2 separate regions of the Homo sapiens genome follow, and region 2 is linked to region 1. The links are chromatin contacts, found by Hi-C in ENCODE. All regions are on one chromosome and are shown on one strand. Each heading gives the region's core, a stretch centred on a gene start or an enhancer-like site at or near the end of the contact. The rest is flanking DNA. Distances are from core to core; before and after follow the strand shown.

Region 1 (4,591 bases), core at 1,481-3,980:
TACTCTGTAACCCCACCCAGGCTGCTGAACATAGTGAGAGGGAAAAACCCCACTCTACTATGCTCATAGGACTAGTTTTAAAGCCATAAACACTACTCTCAAGTGAATCCTTAAGTGCCACCTGGCATCCTGCTACATTTCCCTGATCTGTCCCCCAAAGACAACTTCACATGGCCTCCTACCCCCTCACTCTCAGATGATGGATGAAGTTGCTTTAGTTTCACTGAGAAAATAGACAAAATCACAGGAGACCTTTCGCCTGTGCCCACCACCATGCCTACGCTTTGTACCAGCACTCTCTCCGCCCTTCCTCCTGTAACTGTGGTTAAGCCATCCATGATTCAAGCTAGGGCCAACTTCCTCCACTTAAAAACCTTCTACATACCAACAGTGCCCAAATTCACATTTCCATCCAGGTCTCTTCTGTGAGATTCAGGCCAGTAGAACCAAGGGCCTATGTGAGGTCTCTACATAGGCATCGAATACGTATCACAATCAACATGTTTCAGGTTGAACTCTCTTGGTTCCTGACACCTCCTCATCCTTCTAGTTCTCTCTTCAAAATATATCCAGGATCCACTTTTTCCACTTCTACTGACACTGACCTGATCCAGCTGCCATCACCTTCCATTGAGATTGCTGCAGTAGCCTTCTAACTGGCATCCTTGCTTCCACGTTTGCCCAACTTAACCCAGAAAATAGAAAGGTAAGTCAGATCATTCTACTGAAACAAACCCTCCAGTGGTATCGCCAAGCAGAAGTCAAAATCTGGACCTTACCCTATTACTCTCCTTGCTCATTCCACTTTGGTCCCACTGGCCTCCATATTAAGCATCCTTCTACCTCAGGGCCTTTGCACTTGCTGTTTCTTCTGTTCAAATCCTACTCCTCACATACCAACTGAGTTCATTCTCTTATTTCACTTAAGTCTCTGTCCAAGGTTATTTCAGAGAGGACTTCCCTGCCCACTCTATATAAAGCAGCATAGCACCCTCCACCCCTCTTAAATCTTCTCCCCTCTGCTTTGGCTTTCTATATGCTACTAAATCAATGCTTGCTCAATAAAATATCTGCTTGCCTACCAGAATATGAATTCCACAGGAGCAGAAACTTTGCCTTTTTTGTTCACTGCTATATCCCTAGAGCCTAGAATGGTGTCTTATATGTAACAGGTTGCGGAATGAATGGGGTTAAATTCACAATATAAACAGGTTTAAAAAAAATTATCTATAGCAGGCTGGAAGCGGTGGCTCATGCCTGTAATCCCAGCACTTTGGGAGGCTGAAGTGGGCGGATAACCTGAGGTCAGGAGTTCAAGACCAGCCTGGCCAACATGGTGAAACCCCGTCTCCATTAAAAGTACAAAAAATTAGCTGGGCTTGATGGTGGGCGCCTGTAATCCCAGTTACTCGGGAGGATGAGGCAGGAGAATAGCTTGAACCCCAGAGGCAGAGCTGAGATCGCGCCACTGCACTCCACCCTGGGCAACAAGAGCAAAACTCCGTCTAAAAAAAAAAAAAATCTATGGCTAACAGAATTCCTATAAAAACATATAGTGTTCAATACTTATTTACTTATGAACCACAATTACTAAATTGGGATCACAGTACTTTCTATTCCTAAAAATTGAAAAATCATGTAGAAGTACATATAAAAGTCATAGGACATACATGTACATATATGACTAATCCAACTATTTCAGGATTCAACATGCATATTCCCTTAGATTAAGAACCTTCTGGGCTGGGCGCAGTGGCTCACGCCTGTAATCCCAGCACTTCGGGAGGCTGAGGCGGCCGGATCATGAGGTCAAGAAATTAAGGCCATTCTGGCCAACATGGTGAAACCCCGTCTCTACTAAAAGTACAAAAATTAGCTGGGCGTGGCGGTGCTTTCGCCTGTAATCCCAGCTACTCAGGAGGCTGAGGCAGGAGAATTGCTTGAACCCAGGAGGTGGAGGTTGCAGTGAGCAGAGAATGCAGTGAGCAGAGATCAGCCTGGCGACACAGCAAGACTCTGTCTCAAAAAAAAAAAAAAAAAAAAAAGAATCTTCTGTAACATTTATTTAGATTAACTGCATACAACTTTGGAGAATATCCTTTCCCCCACTCCAACCCCATTTATTTAAAAACAAACAAACAAACAAAAAAACCTAAGGGTCCTACGACTTTTAATTCTCTAGTGTGCAACACAGCTTTCTCAAATCTTCTATAAGTATACTATGGGTTCATCTCAACAGGAGATGGCTAAGGTGAAGAATTGAAACTCTGTGCACCTCTTGTTAAAACATGCTTTCACTTTTTTTGTGTTGCAGTTATGTGCTGTTCTGTTTCTTTGAGGGGATTAAGTAAACATGAAAAAGAGAAGTTTGCATTACTTATGTTAGTGCCATAAACTTATTTCCAAAAAGTACCCATTTGTTAGAGAATTTAAAAATACCATACCCTTCTGTGTCCAGACTACAAGGCTGTTAACTCTGGCCTTTGCTTGCACTCTGAGGCCTCCTCCTTCCTGCCTCGATGCCTCCTATCAAGTGCCTTCTCCAGGGTATAGACTTCTCTGTGATGGGATTGGGGGAAGGGGAGGCTCAGGGGCAGAAGCCCCCTTTGTCTCCTCCGGCAACAGCCCCGACAGCCAGCATTAACTGAGGCATCTGGCTATTTAAAACAAGGCAGGGGGATAAAGTGCTGGACTAAAAGCTGCAAAGGATGTCTGGATAATCCAGCTGCATGGCTGCGTGCCAACTGCTTCCTATCCATGGTGTATTTACGTTACTCAGGCACTTCACCCCACCCAGCACAGAAATGACAATGAACTCCACTACCAAAAAGGTATAAAGGAGGAAAACTCTCTTCCCACCTTCCCTCCCCCTCTTTCTGGAAAGAATTAAACAACATCTGTTTAAAACAGATGCAGGGTTTGTTAGTGGTGGGGGGATGGGGCAGGAAGGGCAAGGGCAGATTAGTTTTAAAAATTTGCACAAGGAAACTGCTGCTGGTATGCCTTAGAAAAAAATGTCAAAACATGCTATCTTTGTCAAAAATAACAACATTTTAAAAGAATGCTTCTGAAATTAACAACTGCTGTAATGGTGTGGATCTAGTGAAGCTCCAGCCAAGGGTCCAAACCCCAACTGAATGGAGCCCGAGTGTCTGAACTTGAGCTGAACAGCCCCAACAATGTTATTACAAATGGTGTTGGACGACCAGCCCTCAATACCATATTCTTTAGTTGTGTTATGAGCAAAACTGGCTGGACTGAGGATCTCCCATTTAAATGTGGCTTCTTTAAGGAAAAAGCCTTGTGTTCCCAACATGTGGACTTTTTGTAAAAACAGGGCTTCCTGTCCCGGGATCACGCAATATGCAAAAGAGGCAGGTGACATTGTAAGTCAGGATAGGAAGGCAGAGAAAAAAATCTTTCAAAACTGGATTAGCATCTCCACAGGAAAGTTTTAGACCTCAGCCTTTATGTTCTAAGTGTTCTCCAGTTTCAAAGCAGGCCCCGTCTGGGCCACGTTACAGACATAAACCAAGGAAGTGTAGGAGATGACGGCGAGGCAGCACTGGGTCTCACAAAGAATGTGTGCTCTAGGGCCAGGCGGCCCTGAAGTCCCCAGCCCTCTCAGGAGCTGAAGAAACCTCTTTTTAAGCTTCAGTTTCCTCCTTTGCAAAATGAATAGGGGATCTACCCTGCTGGCTGAAAGTAGTGTTACAGGTCGTGTCAGATCCAGAAGTTTGGTAAGTTGTAACCATCATCATTTTTGCTGAAAGGCTACCTCAGTGACAAAAACAGGTCCTTGAAACACCAGCTTCCCTGGCCACTGAGGAGTGGGTTTCGACTGCCTGCCCTTTCCAGCTATCAGAGAGTGGAGGGGCAGGGAAGCTGTCAGGCTCTTGACAGTAGGAGGAAATTTGACATGGACCTCCAGCAATTGTCAAGAGAAGTCAGGTTTATAAAGACCAGGTTTAGTCGTCCACTGCAGGCATACCTGTAGAAGAAAATAATGCTGTCCGCCATCTGTGAACTGGCCCTCTGCTCCTGCCCCTCCCCATTTCTTTCAGGGATGGAGACTGGGACTTTTACCTCCCCCATAAATACTTCCTACAGCCAGCCCTTATCTGATTACACGGCTCCTTTATCTCTCCATTATGCTCAACATTAGATTCACTTCCTCCCAGCCTCTTCTCCACTTCACCAGACCTTGAGAGGGATTAGCCAAGATCCCAGCCTCTCCAGCCCAACTCCCAGACGCCAGCTGAGCCAAATATAACACCAACTTCTTGCAGGGAGCCAGGCACACTCACTTTATTTTAATCACATCCCCCGCCCCCGGTCTTCCTTGTGCTTATAGATTTATAAAGGCTCTTTGATTTCATCGAATTATATGTTTAAAATATTATATATGTGTGTATGAAGTATATGTGAATATAAAATACATATGACTAGTGATCTTTTTAAAAAGAATCAACAAAATGCTTCAGTAGAATCAAATGTGTTGAGAAGCTGAGGGTACTGGTCATACTTTCTATTTGTTAAGTCGGGTGGTGGTTTTGTGGGTGTTCGTCTTAAGTATCAACTACTCAAGAAT
Region 2 (4,172 bases), core at 677-3,176, 2.9 Mb after region 1:
ATCCTCCCATCTCAGCCTTCTAGGAAGCTGGGACTACAGGGGTGTGCCACAATGCTGGGCTAATTTTTTGTATTTTTAGTAGAGATGAGGTTTTCCCATGTTGCCCAGGCCGGTCTCGAACTCCTGGACTGAAGCGATTCCCTTGCCTTGGCCTCCCAAAGTGTTAGGATTACAGGTGTGAGCCATCACGCCTGGCCATGCAGATAATAGATTTGCTTTTTTATTGTGATTTTACTTTTATAATTTTTTTCAATAGTTGTTACTGGTAAGGTAGTCTAGGAATTATTTTGTGATCTCCTCTCCTGTCCTACCTCCTCAGTTTATAGAGGGCACTCAATAAGGACTTATTGGCTGAAACATAATACTCCTCCCAGTCATACATTCATCAGTGACTAATATAGAATGTTGTATAATGGTTAATACAATGTTTGAGCAATTTACTCATTCTAGCATTCAGTTAATATTGTGCATTTACTCATTTGATCAGATAATTTGTGATTAGAAGAATCCAAGAAATAAACCAGAACTAGCCATGTTGATTTCAACTCAGTTAACTTTGACAAACACCCAGTGCAATTCTTTAGAAGCTAAAAATTTGATGATTTGGTGACTATGACTTATGATTTCTAAAAAACAAAAAGAGATTGAATGTGTCGAGAGCCAGTATAACATACATTTGCCCAAATTTTATTTTCCAAAACATCACTTTTCCTAGCCAAGAATAAATGCTAGAGGCTGCCTGACTACCACTATTGGGTAGCATAAAGAAACAGAATTCACCATCATTGGGTAGTTTTTTTTTTTCCATGCTACACTGCAATACTGGTTTATTTAGCATATGTATAAGCTCCTTTCTGTCATACTTTTGGAGTTTTGATGTATAAAATAACACCTTGAAATTGTTAGTTATAATACAGAAAAATAAAATTGAATTTGGTCAACATCAAGATACTGCAGTGTACTTCTGAAAATAAGCCTTGCAAATGTTTTTCCACTAGAATATTTATGGATATAGTAATTTAGGTAGTCATTCACTAGAGGAGATTATGACATGCCAGTAGCTGAAAGATGAGAATAAAACCTACGGTTTCCAGTTGCAACTAGAGAAAGATGTAAAAACAAAAACAAAAAAACCCAAAACACATGCACTTTTTTTAAGGACCTTTTTTTCCTTTTATTTTCTTTTTTAGATTGGTACTAAGTTTAAGAGGTTTACACATTTGGAAAACTGTCTGTATGACTATTTCTGAAAGACCACATTCTTTCCTGTTTAAAGTTAAATAACTCCAGAGATTTTAATTTTAGTTTCTCAAGCAAGACAAAACCAGTTGAACTGCTTTATATTATTTCCTGAGTCAGGAATTGAGGCCAACAGTATTGAAAAGGTAACCATGAGTTGATTTTTTGTGTTTTGTAGGTTAATACTAGCAAAGAAAAGGGCAAGTTGTTTATGTCCTTAAAAATAATTTCAGAAGAAATTAAAGAATCTTCATCTTACTATTAATCACATTCTTTCTCACCCCTTTGTCAGAGGAAGAATTTATAAATGTCAGTAAAGTCCTTTTTATGCAGAAATTATTGAATTTAAATACATGCTAATTGCTGCTACTGATAGCTCTATCTGCAACAGGATTAAAGCTGTTAGAATATATTTTAAGAGTCTTGGCAGATGAATGTTCTTATAATCATCACATTTTAGAGACCTTTCTAAATCATGAGTTACGTGAAATAAAGAACCTAAAACAAATTAAGCAAGATCGTTTCATTTGTACATATTATGTGCCAGGTATTTTTTGAAGTAAAAAAAAAAAATTGTTTCAGCAGGCTTCCCTTTCCCTCTGGGGCCTATTAAATACTATACAAACAAGTCTGCCTCTTACTTTGGCTTATTTGGCGTTGGTACACACCTCTTAGGCAAGTGGGGCCAGCTCTCTAGAACTGGCTGTCTCGTCTTGAACAGTTTGTTATTCATATTTCAGTCCTCTTTTTTTCACACCTGTTTTTCATTTCAGGATATCAGAGTATCTGATATTGATCAAATCAATGGAAAGTAGACTGGGATACAAGCATTTCAGACTAGCACATTAGGACTGGGTTTATCTCACTCACTGACACAAGCTGTATGATATCTGAAAAGGAAAATATTTGTTTAGAAATGTCTTTTCTCCTCTCTGTCAGGGTTACAATGGCTTGCCAGGCCAAGCATTGAGCAGAGAAGAAGGGCATCCATTTTGAGAAGCCACATACTTTAGATGACATATGCAGAAGCAACATGCATTGGCATTTCATCATTTAGAATCTTATCCAAGTGCCAACATTTATCGTAACCTGGAAGGGAAGGGTGCCAAAGTAAAAAAAATGTGTTCACTTTTGCCTCATGAAATTCATGCTTGGGCAAATCTTAGGGGTATACAGTCTTCTGTACGTTCATGTGTAACACCCATTACTGTTAATAGGAGTTACCACATAGGTCCAAAAGAAAACATAGCCTTTAGAATTGAACTTAGACCTTGGGGATCAAAAGATCTCCCTAGCTAATAGCTGATGGGAATTGTGCAGTCTCAAATTTGCTCCCTGCTAACCTGACATCATTGAATTTGGAGAAGCAGAGCCAGGTTCATTCAGGGGTGGCAGAGAGAGAGAAAGTGGAAAAAAAACTGTTTTGAAAATAAAAGTGATTATAAATCAGGCTTTTAAATTAAGTCACAGAAATCCCTACCTAATTATATCATGAAAACAAGTTCCAGCTCATAGTTCTTAGAAAAGAGAAGGTTGTGACAGATTTATTCTTGTTTACTACTTTCAACCCCAAGCACTCTTGATTAATTTTTCTCAAAACAATAAAATGAGACTCAGCTAATAAAATTAGACTCATCTAATAAAATAATATTTAAATTTGGAGTCAATTTACTTTTAATTTTCAGAGATTCATGGTAAGGGAAATCAGATGGTCAAAATAATCTGACCTACACAAAAACACAAATTTTGATTTATATCCCATCACTAACCTTCTCAACCCCAAATGTGAACAAGGGGCCAGCCAGTTACTGAAGCAACAGAGTGTTAAGAAACTGCTGTGGGCGGAACATTATGGGAGGTGCTGAAGGGAGACAAATGTAATAGAAAAGCATAGTTCTTGTATTCAAATAAATGTATAACTAAGGCTGAATGTCAGTACAAAGCATATGGATAGGTTTACATTTACTTTTTTTCTTTGACCTTGTCTCTGTCCTTTGAAAAGGGTAGTGAACTAGGGGATAAGGGGGGAAAAAGTAAGGTCCTCAGCAGTCTATTAAATGGTGATATGCAAAAATCTCTGAACAATTAGAGCCCTTAACTGTCTTCAAAATAGGATAGGAATTAAGAAGACAGGTTTGAAAATAGATAAGCCTGAACCTGTTGCTTGAACCTTTCCAAGTCCCTGTTTTCACATTTGTAAAATGGTAGCAACAATGCTACTTTTCAGGGCGGTTGAATAAATTGAGTAAGAGAAAATATATGAAGAATTTAGCACAGGGCTTGGCAAATAGCAACAGTTCAAGTAAACAGTAGTCTTCATGGCCAGGTGCAGTGGCTCACGCCTGTAATCCCAGCACTTTGGGAGGCTGAGGTGGGCAGATCGCCTGAGGTCGCGAGTTTGAAACTAGCCTGGCCAACATGGTGAAAACCCATCTCTACTTAAAAATGCAAAAATTAGCTGGGCGTGGTCGTGGGCGTCTGTAATCTCAGCTACTCAGGAGGCTGAGGCATGAGAATCTCTTGAACCCAGGAGGCGGAGGTTGCAGTGAGCTGAGATGGCACGACTGCACTCCAGCCTGGGCAACAGCACAAGACTCTGTCTCAAAAGACAAATAAACAAACAAAAAAGTCTTTATTATTATTAATGATGGATAGTGGCTAATATCCATTTAATAGCTAATATCCTATGCATGGAATGTTCCTGACTTTCTTCTCTAGTATTTATTGGTGGCTCAAGTGACCACTCAGGGAATGTCAAATACAACTGTATACCTTGGTCAATTTCTTCTTGGGTTCCATCCAAAGACTGACTCTGCAAACTGCCCCTGCTGGAGGTGACGGAGTTTGGGGTGGGGTGGGGTAAGGGGGTGAAGAATCATGCTATACTCTGTGAGGATTACAACCAGGAGCATGTCTTAGCCAAGTCAGAGCCA

What was found. Hi-C counts contacts between places; a loop is a spot of excess contacts on that map.
Region 2: a map of naive thymus-derived CD4-positive, alpha-beta T cell shows a loop between it and region 1 (17-fold over the local background). The contact joins two enhancer-like sites. A Hi-C loop is called at or near these places in 1 of 168 maps with a recorded cell type or tissue (naive thymus-derived CD4-positive, alpha-beta T cell).

The regions. Positions count from the first base shown.
Region 1 is chr2:65,347,286-65,351,876 of GRCh38, forward strand. All of the region lies in intron 1 of SPRED2 (sprouty related EVH1 domain containing 2), which reads right to left. Among named protein-coding and RNA genes, the nearest start is that of SPRED2, 83 kb to the right of the region's middle. Within about 2 kb of position 2,731, at least 11 of the 41 ENCODE cell types and tissues checked have a DNase peak (open chromatin) inside an H3K27ac peak, as active enhancers do.
Region 2 is chr2:68,277,990-68,282,161 of GRCh38, forward strand. The region is part of intron 1 of PPP3R1-AS1 (PPP3R1 and CNRIP1 antisense RNA 1); the gene reads left to right. Among named protein-coding and RNA genes, the nearest start is that of PPP3R1, 28 kb to the left of the region's middle. Within about 2 kb of position 1,927, at least 2 of the 41 ENCODE cell types and tissues checked have a DNase peak (open chromatin) inside an H3K27ac peak, as active enhancers do.